Linked DNA regions of Homo sapiens: region 2 is linked to region 1. A link is a contact called in ENCODE Hi-C or POLR2A ChIA-PET data. All regions are on one chromosome and are shown on one strand. The core of a region is the stretch at or near the end of the contact, and the rest is flanking DNA. Distances in the headings are between cores, read along the strand shown.

What was found. A loop is a pair of places that touch in the nucleus more often than their neighbours do. ChIA-PET counts read pairs that join two places held with the same protein, here RNA polymerase II (POLR2A). Pooled maps may share reads with other maps.
Region 2: a loop to region 1 is called in a map of endothelial cell of umbilical vein, with 5 times the contacts of the local background. The contact joins the enhancer-like site here to the promoter of C1GALT1C1 in region 1. A Hi-C loop is called at or near these places in 6 of 168 maps with a recorded cell type or tissue (PC-9, ascending aorta, endothelial cell of umbilical vein and 3 more), 3 of 37 single-sample maps with no recorded cell type and 14 of 50 pooled maps. POLR2A ChIA-PET finds 5 or more read pairs at or near these places in 2 of 52 experiments (H1 and WTC11).

The regions. Positions count from the first base shown.
Region 1 is chrX:120,627,612-120,633,948 of GRCh38, reverse strand. C1GALT1C1 (C1GALT1 specific chaperone 1) reads left to right here and starts at 3,895. Exons shown (of 2, transcript NM_001011551.3): 1 at 3,895-4,032. RefSeq lists a silencer at 3,658-3,927 and an enhancer at 3,587-4,514.
Region 2 is chrX:120,668,649-120,675,146 of GRCh38, reverse strand. No RefSeq gene overlaps it. Among named protein-coding and RNA genes, the nearest start is that of C1GALT1C1, 42 kb to the right of the region's middle. Within about 2 kb of position 2,531, at least 11 of the 41 ENCODE cell types and tissues checked have a DNase peak (open chromatin) inside an H3K27ac peak, as active enhancers do; they include PC-9 and endothelial cell of umbilical vein, where a contact is called at or near this core.

The DNA.
Region 1 (6,337 bases), core at 2,646-5,145:
GAGCTTTTGGTGTTGAAAATCCCATGGTTTATTCTGTCTCAGAGCATCTTATGTCAATTTTGTGTGTGTGTGTGTGAGACGGAGTCTCGCTCTGTCACCCAAGCTGCAGTGCAATGGCATGATCTCGGCTCACTACAATCTCCGCTTCCCAGTTTCAAGCGATTCTCCTGCCTCAGCCTTCCAAGTAGCTGGGATTACAGGCGTGCGCCACCACGCCTGGCTAATTTTTTGTATTTTTAGTAGAGACGGGGTTTCACCGTGTTAGCCAGGATGGTCTCGATCTCCTGACCTCAGGTGATCCGCCTGCCTCGGCCTCCCAAAGTGCTGGGATTACAGGTGTGAGCCACCATGCCTGGTCTCTTGTGTCATTTTTTAAATAATATTTTTTAAAATTACCAACCACTATAAGAAGCGCTGCTCTTATATTATTAATACTTCCAGTTTGGTATACAGTACTTTTCTATACTAAAAGAAGAATCATTTTATTTTTTTCCAGCTTTATTGAGGTATGTTTGACAAATAAATGTATACAATTAAAGTGCACAATGTGATGATTTGCTATATGTATACACTGTGAAATGATTACCACAATCAAGCTAATGAACATATTCATCATCTCAAATAGGTGCCCTTATTTTCTAGGAGAAACATTTTATATTGCCTCTTCATCACAGTCTGAATTCTGAGTGTCATTTCTGTCCTTCCTGGTCCCTTTTTGCGAGGACAGAGTGGTTCTCTGCATTCTTTAAAAGATATTTTTATTGGTATCTTTTCTTTTTTTTCTTTTTGTCCCTGTAATTTTAAGGTCCTTTTATTTGCTGGTCTTCAAATTCAAAATAGGTGCTTGTTTATAACCAGTGAAACAATGCAATACAAGGATGTATAAAGACAAAGCTAATCATCCCCACCTCAACCTCCTGATGTAATCAATATTAAGAGCTTGCTGAGTATTCTTCCATAACTCTCTTTGTTCATACGAACAGATCAAACCTATGTGCACGTTTGTTTCCACCAAAACATAATCATATAATATGCAGTATTCTGCAATTTGTTTCACTTAACTATATAGGTATATATACATACATACATATATATTTTATATAATATGTGAAATAGACTATATTACTTAACAAAATATAATGAAAATATTCCACGGTCTTAAATTCTTTTCCAGTTCTAAAATTCATTTTTTCTTTTCCAGCGGGCCCACTGTCAGAAATAAAATTCATTTTGGTATTCCTTTAGAAAACATACCACCATTATAATTATTTGTAATAAATTGTTTAATGTCTTTCTTCCCCACTTGACTGACAGCTCCATGAAGTCAGGGTACTTATTTTGCTCACCACTGTATCTCCAGATTTTAAGATAGTGTTGCCAGGATAGTAACTACCTACAATATATTTGTTCATTGTTTCAGAGTTCCCTGAAACCTTCAGTCTACTTAAACTAGGTCACTGACAACACTCAAATACATGTGTGTCTTTAGGAACTCAGGCCCGAGTAAGTCACCACTCAATTTTATCTTAATGGAACCTAGTAACAATACACTTTAAATAATTGTAAAAATTTGGGCTTTTTAGCAAAAAGCCTTCTGCCACAAAAATGAATTTTTTTTTTTTTTTTGAGATGGAGTCTTGCTCACTCTCCCAGGCTGGAGTGCAGTGGCACGATCTCGGCTCACTGCAACCTCCACCTCCCAGGTTCAAGCAATTCTTCTGCCTCAGCCTCCCGAGTAGCTGGGATTACAAGCATGAGCCACCACGCCCGACTAATTTTTATTTTATTTTATTTTATTTTATTTTATTTTATTTTATTTTTTTTTTTTGAGATGGAGTCTCGTTCTGTCGCCCAGGCTGGAGTGCAGTGGCGCTATCTGGGCTCACTGCAGGCTCTGCCCCGGGGTTCACGCCATTCTCCTGCCTCAGCCTCCCGAGTAGCTGGGACTACAGGCGCCCGCCACCTCGCCCGGCTAATTTTTTGTATTTTTAGTAGAGACGGGGTTTCACTGTGTTAGCCAGGATGGTCTCGATCTCCTGACCTCGTGATCCGCCCGCCTCGGAGTCTCGCTCTTTCGCCCAGGCCAGACTGCAGTGGCGCTATCTCGGCTCACTGCAAGCTCCGCCTCCCGGGTTCACGGCATTCTCCTGCCTCAGCCTCCCGAGTAGCTGGGACTACAGGCGCATGCCACCGCGCCCGGCTAATTTTTTGTATTTTTAGTAGAGACAGGGTTTCACCGTGTTAGCCAGGATGGTCTTGATCTCCTGACCTCAGGTGATCCACCTGCCTCGGCCTCCCACAGTTTTGGGATTACAGGCGTGAGCCACTGCGCCTGGCCAAAAATGAATTTTAAAAGACAGATCGGTGGCTCACACCTGTAATCCCAGCACTGTGGAAGGCCGAGGCGGGTGGAACACCTGAGGTCAGGAGTTCGAGACCAGCCTGGCCAACACGGCGAAACCCCGTCTCTACTAAAAAAAAAAATAATAATAACCAGACGTGGTGGCGCACACCTGTAATCCTAGCCACTAGGGAGGCTGAGGCAGGAGAATCACTTGAACCCGGGAGGCAGAGGCTGCAGTGAACCGAGATCCCGCCATTGCACTCCAGCCTGGGCAAAAAGAACGAAACTCGGTCTCAAAAAAAAAAAAAAAAAAAAGAGACACATCAAATATTTCGTGGAAAGAGAGCTCTGCACTCTTAATTAGAAGACCTGGGGGCCGTGCGCAGTGGCTCAAGCCTGTAATCCCAGCACTTTGGGAGGCCGAGGCGGGTGGATCACCTGAGGTCAGGAATTCAAGACCAGCCTGGCCAACCCCGTCTCTACTAATAATACAAAAATTAGCCGGGCGTGGTGGCGGGCGTCTGTAATCCCAGCTGCTAGGGAGGCTGAGGTAGAAGAATCGCTTGAACCCGGGAGGCAGAGGTTGCAGTGAGCCGAGATCGTGCCATTGCACTCCAGCCTGGGCAACAAGAGTGAAACTCCGTCTCAAAAAAAAAAAAAAAAGAGACCTGGATTCCAGTCCCACCTCTGCCATTAACTTGCTGTGTGGACTTTTGAAATTTCCTTATCCTTTTTAGGCCTGGTTCCTCAGCTGTAGTTCTAATATTCATTAATTCCACTAATATTTACTGTCCACTGCGTGCTGGCACTGTGGTTAAGTACTAGAAATACTGGGGTGAATAATAACAGCCAGTACTTTTTAGTAAATGCTTACTCTAGGCTTGAAATTTTGCTAAGGGAGTCATATGCACTATCTCATCTAATTTTCTATGAAATAGGCACTACTGTGACATTTTCTGTACTTTACAAATGAGGGAACTGAGGCACAGCGAGGTGAAATAACTTTCCTGGGATATCAAAAGGTGTGGTGAAGACAGGATTGGATTCCAGGCAGTGGGGCTTCAGATCTCATTCCAGTAATAATAGGAAACCGTTGGTGTCATAATTACGTGACTATTTCAGTGGCTTGCGTTTTGGTCTCAGCCCAGGAGTACTGGGGGGGTGGGCAATATGAGGGTTCAAGGACGCAGGGGTACATCAGAGAAACCATCAAGAGGTCTGATAAAAAGCGACACCGGGAGCAAGAATCTCTCGCTCTCGCAATTTCCATGCCAGGAAGGTGAAATGGGAGGTGTCAGCGAGTCGTACGCACGGCCTCTTCTCTGGACGCCCGTTGGGTAAAGGAGAGCGTCCGGGTCACGCAGGCCTATAGCAAGTCTCTGAACTCGGCAGGGGGCGGGGAGAAAGGGCACGCAGTGTGCGCGCAGCGGGCGCGCCGGCCCTTCCGACGCCTGCGCGGGCGGGCAAACGGACGGCTCCGCCCAGCCGCCGGCTCCTTTACCCCGCCCCACTACCCCCGCCTTCGCGGCGCTCGTTTCCTGGCGCTCCCCACCTTTAGCGAGACCAACGAGAGAACACCGCCTGCAGCTAGAACAGCCTGGTCAGGAGCGTAACGGAGTGGTGCGCCAACGTGAGAGGAAACCCGTGCGCGGCTGCGCTTTCCTGTCCCCAAGCCGTTCTAGACGCGGGTGAGTGGCGGGGCCTCGACCCCCACCCCAAGCGCACCCTGACTCCCCTCCCTCTCTTGGGGGAGGCCTGGGCCCCAGCCCTCTCCCAGCATGCTCCACGCGGGATGCTTGGGCAGGTGCAGCGGGAGGATTGTCAGCACAGGAGACCGAGAGTCTTCTTCCTGGGGGCGCTCTCTTGGTCCCTCAGAGGGATATCGAGGTTACCATGTCCTCCCTCTCACTTCTCTTCCCTATTTCGTCTTCGTTTTCCGTACTTCACCCCAACTACCTTCACCCAAAAAGGTTCATCTAAAAACCATTGGGGTAGTTTCTGTTTCATTTGTGCTCGTGTGCAGTTTTGTTTCCTTCTGCACAAAGTATCCTATCATATGCATCCCTAGTGTTATATTTTTTGCCTCTGTGATGGGGAAAAAATCTCCTTAGAATAATTTTTGCAAATTATTTTATTTAAAATGTGTAGACTTACTGAGTTTTGATCACTATTTTTGCAGCCAGGAGTAGGATCACCATCAGGAAGAATTCTGACACATATGCCATAATTGAGCAAAGAAACATGTGAATTATGTATTGGCCAGAAATAATGAAAACTGCGTGACATGAAATACAAAAATCCTATATAAATTAATCTTAGAGTGCACCTGACAATTCTTTTTCTTTTTTCTTTCTTTCTTTCTTTTTTTTTTTTGAAACAGAGTCTCGCTCTTGTTGCCCAGGCCGGAGTGCTGTGGTGCGATCTTGGCTCACTGCCTGCAACCTCCGCCTCCCGGGTTCAAGCAATTCTCCTGCCTCAGCCTCCTGAGTAGCTGGGATTACAGTCATATGCCACCATGCCCGGCTAATTTTTGTATTTTTAGTCGAGACAGGGTCTCACCATGTTGGCCAGGCTGGTCTTGAACTCCCTACCTCAGGTGATCCACCTGCCTCGGCCTCCCAAAGTGCTGGGATTACAGGCGTGAGCCACCGCACACAGCCGACAATTCTAATATTATGCCGAGCTTGTTTTCTGTCACTTCTCTTCTTGGAACTGTGTTTATTGACCAAGTTCTGTGAGTGACACAGGAAAGTCTTCCTGCCTCTTGCCCCACCCACCGCTCAGAAATTACATCTGCCAAGCTATTCCACACCTTGTCTTTCTGGTAGAAGTCAAAATTCCATTTCCTCTAGCAGAAAACCACAGGAGTGGTTTCCTTGTAGCAATATGGTGCTGTTGGGTGCAAAATATCAGTTATGGTCAACAGATCCCACTTTTTTCCCATTTGTATGAAAACAAGGATATTCAGTAACCCATTTATTAAACTCTAATGTGGTAGAAGCACTATGGCAATTATTCTTCTGTAATGGAAAAAAACCATTAAACTGATATTGAGAAATGTGGTTTCTAGTCCACTTATACCACTGTCTAACTGTGTGACTGAGTCAGTTATTTAACCTCTGTGGACTTCCATTTCCTCTCTGTAAAATGAGAGAAGTGACTGACATTGGGTAGTTTTCTAAGGCTCCTTTCAACCATAAGAGAAAACTGGGAAGTCTAAGTAGCTCAATAGATTGCTTTTTTCTGAAGATGGAGGGAAGATTGGAAAATTCAGCCTTTACTAGAATAAATGGTTAACATACAATTTTTTTCAACAAGTTTATTTAATGTCAGCTTTTAATTTCTTTTATTTATTTATTTTTTCTGAGACAGAGTCTCACTCTGATGCCCTGGCTGGAGTGCCGTGGTGAGATCACAGCTCACTACAGCCTCCGCTTCCCAAGTTCAAGAGACTCTTGTGCCTCAGCCTCCCGAGTAGCTGGGATTACAGGCACCCACCACCACGTCTGGCTAATTTTTTGGATTTTGGGTAGAGACAAGGTTTCACCATGTTGCCCAGGCTGGTCTCGAACTCCTGAACTCAAGGGATCCACCCACCTCAGCCTCCCAAAGTGCTGAGATAACAGCCATGAGCCACTGCACCTGCCTCTTAATTTCTAATTGAAATAAAAGTGTAAATTTTTCCATTTTTACTTCCCCAAAGAAGAAGAAAATTCCTTTTGAGGAAATGAAAATGTTTATTAATGGGCCCCAGATATATCTATCAATATTCCTTTTTGATCCAAAAGATGTAACTTTTTATTATGGGCTTCTATTACATCAATAGTTGGGATACTGTATTGGAAACCATTTAGTTTTAGGAACAAAAGGGTAAATATTAACCTATATGGTGTTATTCTCAAGAAACTTGGTTTAGATTTACTCAAAACACTTAAGGACAGCAGCCATCAGTTAAAGAAAGCACTATGTTGAGAACAGAAATGTCAGCACAAT
Region 2 (6,498 bases), core at 1,282-3,781, 43 kb before region 1:
TTCCTGAGGCTTCCCTAGCCCTACAGAACTGTGAGTCAATTAAACCTCTTTTCTTTATAAATTACCTAGTCTTGGATATGTCCTTATAGCAGCATGAGAACAATCTAATACAACTATACCTGCCCCCATAACTTTGTTGTAAAGATTAGATGCAATAGTACAAAATGCTTAACATAATTCCTGAAATACAGTAGCATTCAATAAATGTTGAATAGTATTTCTATTAATATTACTATTGGTATTATTATTGATGTTCCCATATATGTGAAAATGTGAGGTACATTAAAACAACCAAAACCAGAGTGGACAGTAGTACATGCCTTCTGCTCTTGTGAGAGCTGGATGGGAGTATATGTCCAGGGTTACAAAGCAAATGTAGTACATATTCCAGGGCCTGACCTGTGCGAAGAGATTAATTGGAGAAGAATGAAGCAGTGGAATTCCTCCATCCCAGGATTTATAGGAACAAAGGTAGAAGCATGACTTCCCTTCAGACATACATTCTCTGGTGAGAAGAGTGAAGTCCTGCCAATCTGAGGGCTTCTAGAGCTGAACAACCTACGTGTCCCGAGACTTACGACAAGTAGATTCTAAATCACTGTCACTCTGAGATGGATCACAGGAGGCGTAACACTCTTAACAAGGCACTTCAGATGCTTCTGGTACACATGATTTATTGTTTTGGACTGAATTGTGCGCCCCACCCCTGCCGCCGCAACCTCCACCAAATTTATGTATTGAACTCCCACCCACTAGTACCTCAGAGTGTAACTATATGTGGAAATAGAGATTTTAAAGAGGTGATTAAGTTAAAATGAGGCCACTAGAGTGGACCCTAATCCACTTTGACTGGTGTCCTCATAGGCAGAGGGGATTAGGACACAGAAACACACAGAGGGAAGACCACGTGAAGACACAGGGAGAAGACAACCACCTGCAAGCCAAGGAAAGAGGCCTCAGAAGAAAGCAGCCCTGCCAAGACCCTGCTGATCCTGGGCTTCTAGTCTCCAGAATTGTGAGAAAATTAATTTCTGTTGTTTAAGCCACCTAGTCTGTACTAGACTGCACACCAGCCTGGGTGGCAGAGTGAGATCCTGTCTCACACACACACACACACACACACACACACACACACACACACACACACATAAATGAGAATTATAACTGTGGATAAGAGCTCACTGCTGGGTGGCCAAAGCAAAAGTTAAAGCAAAATTCAAATCATGGTGATTTTTCTTAAAACTTTTTGGTGACTCTCACTGCTCTGAAGATACAAATCCTTTCCATAGCCTCCAAGGCCTTGCATGGTATGGCCTTGTTAACCCTTCCAGCTACTATCTCTATTATCTAACAATAGCCACTTGGCCTCTGTCAGATCTACGGTAGTCCCACATTCCTGCCTGTTTTGTGATATTTGCACATGCTATTCCTTTTGCCTTAAAACTTGATCCCCTCCTCTTTGCCTAACCAACTCCTACTTACTCTTCAGGCCCCATTTTAAGTGTCACTTCCTCGGGGAAGACTTCCCTGATCCGCTAAATTAGAAAAATCTTCTTTAGTGTTTGTTTTCTAGCACTTTCCTATCTTCCCTCATGGTGTTTATTAATGTCTGGCTCCCCCGTTCAATTGTGAGCTCCATGAGAACAGAGGCTATGTCTGCTTTGTTCACCACGGTCTCCCCAGTGACTGATATGATGTAGATGCTCAATGAAAATTTCAATTGAAGGCAGAGAGGCAGTACAATGTGCCCTAGGAGTGATGCCCCCCATGAGAAGCCTAGTAAGAGAAGTGACCTAACTACTTCCTTGTGCGTGTCATTCTGCCTTCTCAGCAGTTTCGCCCAAGCTCTCTATTCCTAGCCTCACCTATTTTTCAACCCATCTCTATATTTCAATTCTTAAAGCACAACAGTCCTCTCCCCTTACTCTAGCTTTTGTTTCCCAACTTTTATAAAAACTGGGCATAGAAAAGTATTTCACTTTTTTTTCCTAATGTCACTGTAAGAATAACAATGTCAGTTCCATGAAAAATGGTAACCAACTTTCAGATTCAACATCAAGTTGATATTATAATAAGGGCAGCTACTGCTCAGTTCCAGTCAGTTGTTGCTATGAGGAAATGAAGGCCCTGTGTGCCAGATTTCATTTTTTCAGGAGAAATCAGGAATGCATATTTTTGTATGAACCTTCCTATTTTTGAAATATTGGCAACTATTTTTTAATGTGAGCTTGTGTTAGCCAAATGAAGCATATCTATAGGCTAGAAGTGACCTATACACCACCATTTTGCATCCTCAAATTATAAGTAACTATAATACAAGTCAGAATAAAATCAGTGGTATAATGGAAGTAGAATCAGCATGTCATAAGATCATGTAGAAAAGAACAATTACAAAATGCACATTGCCATATAAACAGATAAATTTTTGTAAAAGATAGGCCAACTGACCCATTCATTTGCTTAAGAGCACAGCCAAGGCAGGTTTCCGTGCCCTGACCTTTGTTTGGCCTCCTGAGTCACACAGCTTGTCTAGTCATGGACTGTGACATGCTCTCTTGCCTATTTTTTGCCTCCTAGATCTTGGCAACAAACATAGCGAGTAAGGGCAGAATGACGATCAGAACAAAGAAAAATAAGCTTAGAAAGGAGCACAGTGTTCTTTCAGAAAAGCCCTACAGGAAATGAGTTCCATAAAAATGATTCTTAGGCCTGTGTATGTATTAACAAATCATTCCTAAGTGCACCCCTTGAGTTTGGGCATTTTGATTGTAATTTCCAATATTGCACATTAAGACCCTCACTTAAATCCCTTGCCTCATCTCTTCAGTCTCCTAATTTATCAAAACATTCAAACCTGTGTTTGCCACATAATCCTATCTTACCTCAATATTCTACTTTTCCTCTAGTGAAAACACTGCTAATTGCTATTTAAATCTGACCACTTCCTCAAGATAGTCAAGCTTATCTGGACTATTCCCACTATCTCAGCTCATTTCTCCACCCATGCTTCATCCTTTCCATTTCCCTAATCTGTAACTCTTTTGTGAAATATCTTTGTGTAGCTCCATAATTCATGGACTCTTTCATGATTTACCTTAAGTAATTAGTTTCCTGGAATATAGCCATAGTCCAAAAAACTAATATTCATAGCAATCTTGGTACTTCCTGAAGTGTTAGATTCACATTTCTGATGACAAGTTATACAAAGAAGTTTGAAGACTGAGGCATAGAGTCAGATGCAAGGATGTTTGCTGGAACATTGTTTGTAATAGAAAAAGACGAGATAAATACCAAATGTCTACTCATTAGAGAAAGGCTAAATGTACCAGGACACAGCCATCTGTGGATTAGTATGAATGTTTCATGTATAAATGGACATGAAAAATCCCCAGGATATATTGCTGAGAGGAAAAAGTAAGAGAAAAACACATACAGTATGATACTATTTATGTAATTGTTTTTAAACACAGCAGTATATATTTATATAGGCATTATACACACATGTTTTATTGATGCATAATAGTTGTATATCATTTCAAGGTACATGTGATAATTTAATACATTCATATAATTTGTAAAGATCAAATCAGCCCATATGCATTTTTAAAAGCGTGGGGGGGTAATTCCAAACTGATAACAATTATTACCTTTGGGAAGAGGAAAGAAGTTTAGGGGAAGAGGGAGGAATAAATGAAAACTTTAAATTGTTTTGGATATACATAATTTTGTTATATTATTTTGTTACTTTGGTATTATATGCCTCTTATAATAGAATATAGGGCCCATGAGAATAAGGCTGAATTTTTTAACATTTAAAAACTTGTTGTAAAATACACATAACATAAAATTTACCATTTTAGCCATTTTTTAATGTTTTTTGTCTGTTTGTTTAGAGACAGGCTCTTGCTATATTGCCCAGGTTGGACTCAAACTCCTGGACTCAAGCGATCTTCCCACCTCTGCCTCCTAAATAGCTGGGACTACAGGCACATGACACCATGTCTGGCTCATCTTAGCCATTTTCAAGTGTACAATTTAGTGGCATTAAATACCTACACATTATTGTGCAACCATCAACACCATCCATCTCCAGAACTCTTTTCATCTTGCATAACTAAAACTCTGTTTCCATTAAACAATAACTATTCATTACCCTCTTCTCTACCCCCAACAACTGTTATTCTACTTTCTGTCTCTACGAATTTGACTACTCCACGTACCTCATGTAAATGAAATCATGGCCGGGCACGTGTGGCTCACGCCTGTAATCCCAGCACTTTAGGAGGCCGAGACAGGTGGATCACCTGAGGTTAGGAGTTCGAAACCAGCCTGGCCAACATGGCGAAACCCCATCTCTACTAAAAATACAAAAATTAGCTGGGCATGATGGCAGGCGCCTGTAATCCCAGCTACTCGGGAGGCTGAGACAGAAGAATCGCTTGAACTAGGGAGGTGGAGGTTGCAGTGAGCCGAGATTGCATCACTGCACTCCAACCTGGGCAACAGAGCAAGACTCCGTCTCAAAAAAAAAGAAGAAAAGAAAAAAGAAATCATACAGGATTTGTCCTTTTATGACTGGCTTATTTTGCTTAGCGTAAAGCCCTCCCAAGTTTCATCCATGTTGTAGAATTAGTAGGATTCCATTGTAGGCATATACCACATTTTGCTTACCCATTCATCCACCAGTGGACATTTGGGTTGTTTCTACTTTTTGGCTATTGTGGACAATGCTGCTATGACCTTGGGTATAGAAATACCTCCTTGAGTCCTTGCTTTCTATTTTTTAGGGCACGTACTCGGAAGTGAAGATGCTCCTTGATTCATGATTGGGTTACATCCTAATAAATCCATTGTAAGTTGAAAATACTATGTCAAAAATGCACTTAATACACCTAAACATCCTAACCTCATAGCTTAGCCTACCCTACATTAAATGTGCTCAGAACACTTACTTCAGCCTACAGACAGACAAAATCATCTAACACAAAGTCAATTTTATAATAAAGTGTTGAATATTTCATGTAATTTATTGAATATGGTACTGAAAGTTAAAAAAAAACAGAATGGATGTTGTTTTAGTCTGTTTTCATACTGCTATAAATGCTATAAAGAACTGACTAAGACTGGGTAATTTATAAAGGAAAGAGGTTTAATTGACTCACAGTTCAGCATGGCTGGGGAGGCCTCAGGAAAGTTACAATCATAGCAGAAGGCAGAGAAACAAGGCACCTTCTTCACAAGGCAGCAGGAAGGAGAAGTGCCAAGTGAAGGGGGAAGAACTCCTTATAAAACCATCAGATATCGTGAAAACTCACTATCACGAGAGCAGTATGGGGGAAAATGACCCCATGATTCAATTACCTCCACTCCACCCTTGACATGTGGGAAGTATGGGGATTACAATTCAAGATGATATTTGAGCAGGGACATAAAGCCTAACCATATCAGATGTATAGGTACTTGAAGTGCAGTTTCTACTTAATGCTTACAGCTTTTGCACTATCGTAAAGTAAAAAAAATCAGCACTCTCAAAATTCTTGCCCATACCTACTTCCCAGCTCCTGCTAGTACATGTTGACCAGATGCTGCAGTTTCAGAGTCTTATCCAGTTCACATCTTAGCAGGCATAGCATATCCCCATATGGGTTACATTGTGATTTAACCCTAGTTAAATCAAACCCTATGTCCAGGAGGAGGGGGTGCAGGCACATGTTGTCTTGCAAGAGAGAGGCCTCTGTATTGTCTTCAAGCAAATAGGGCATGCTAGCTCTTAATAGGAAGGTGCAGGCCACTTCTACAAGCTCAGAGGTCTCAGGGAAATCTGGGAATTCAAGATTTTCAGGCCCAGAAGTCCCTATCCCATGTGTCAAGATCTCTTTCTTTTTCAACCACAGCCTTGACCCTGGCATAGCACACTTGTCTTAGTTGATATGTTAGCCACCTTTGGAGCTTGACTACTCTTACAATTAAGTCCTAGACCTGGTCCTTAGCTTTCTCTATCATCCTGCTGCAGGAAGTAAGAGCCTCTTTATATGCTACCAAAGAGGCTCCATGGCTTTCACTCTTAACTTAAAATTGCTAATTAATCACTTTCAGCTTTGTGTTATCTTTGTTCAGAGTAGCAATCAAACTTCAGAATAGCTACTAAATTCCATCTTTTTTAAGATTACTATTCTCCCCATAGTTCTCAAATGCCTAATATATCCCAATAGCTACTGTATCCCCTTTCACCAATGAAAGTTTTACCTGCACTTCTACCTATGTCAGGGAATATCAGTGCTCCACCTACCAACATTAATGATGTCCTCGATGTCATCTAGGCAGTGGTTGATCCAGATCCAAAATCCCATCAAGGTACCTGCTTTCTCAGACCACTCTTGTCATCAACTGTCACAGAGTCTGGGTTCCCCAAGAAACAGACCCTGAGATGGAGACCAGTGTGCAGGGTGTTTATTAGGGAGTGCCCCTTGAGATCAACACTTGTGGAAAGGAGGTGAA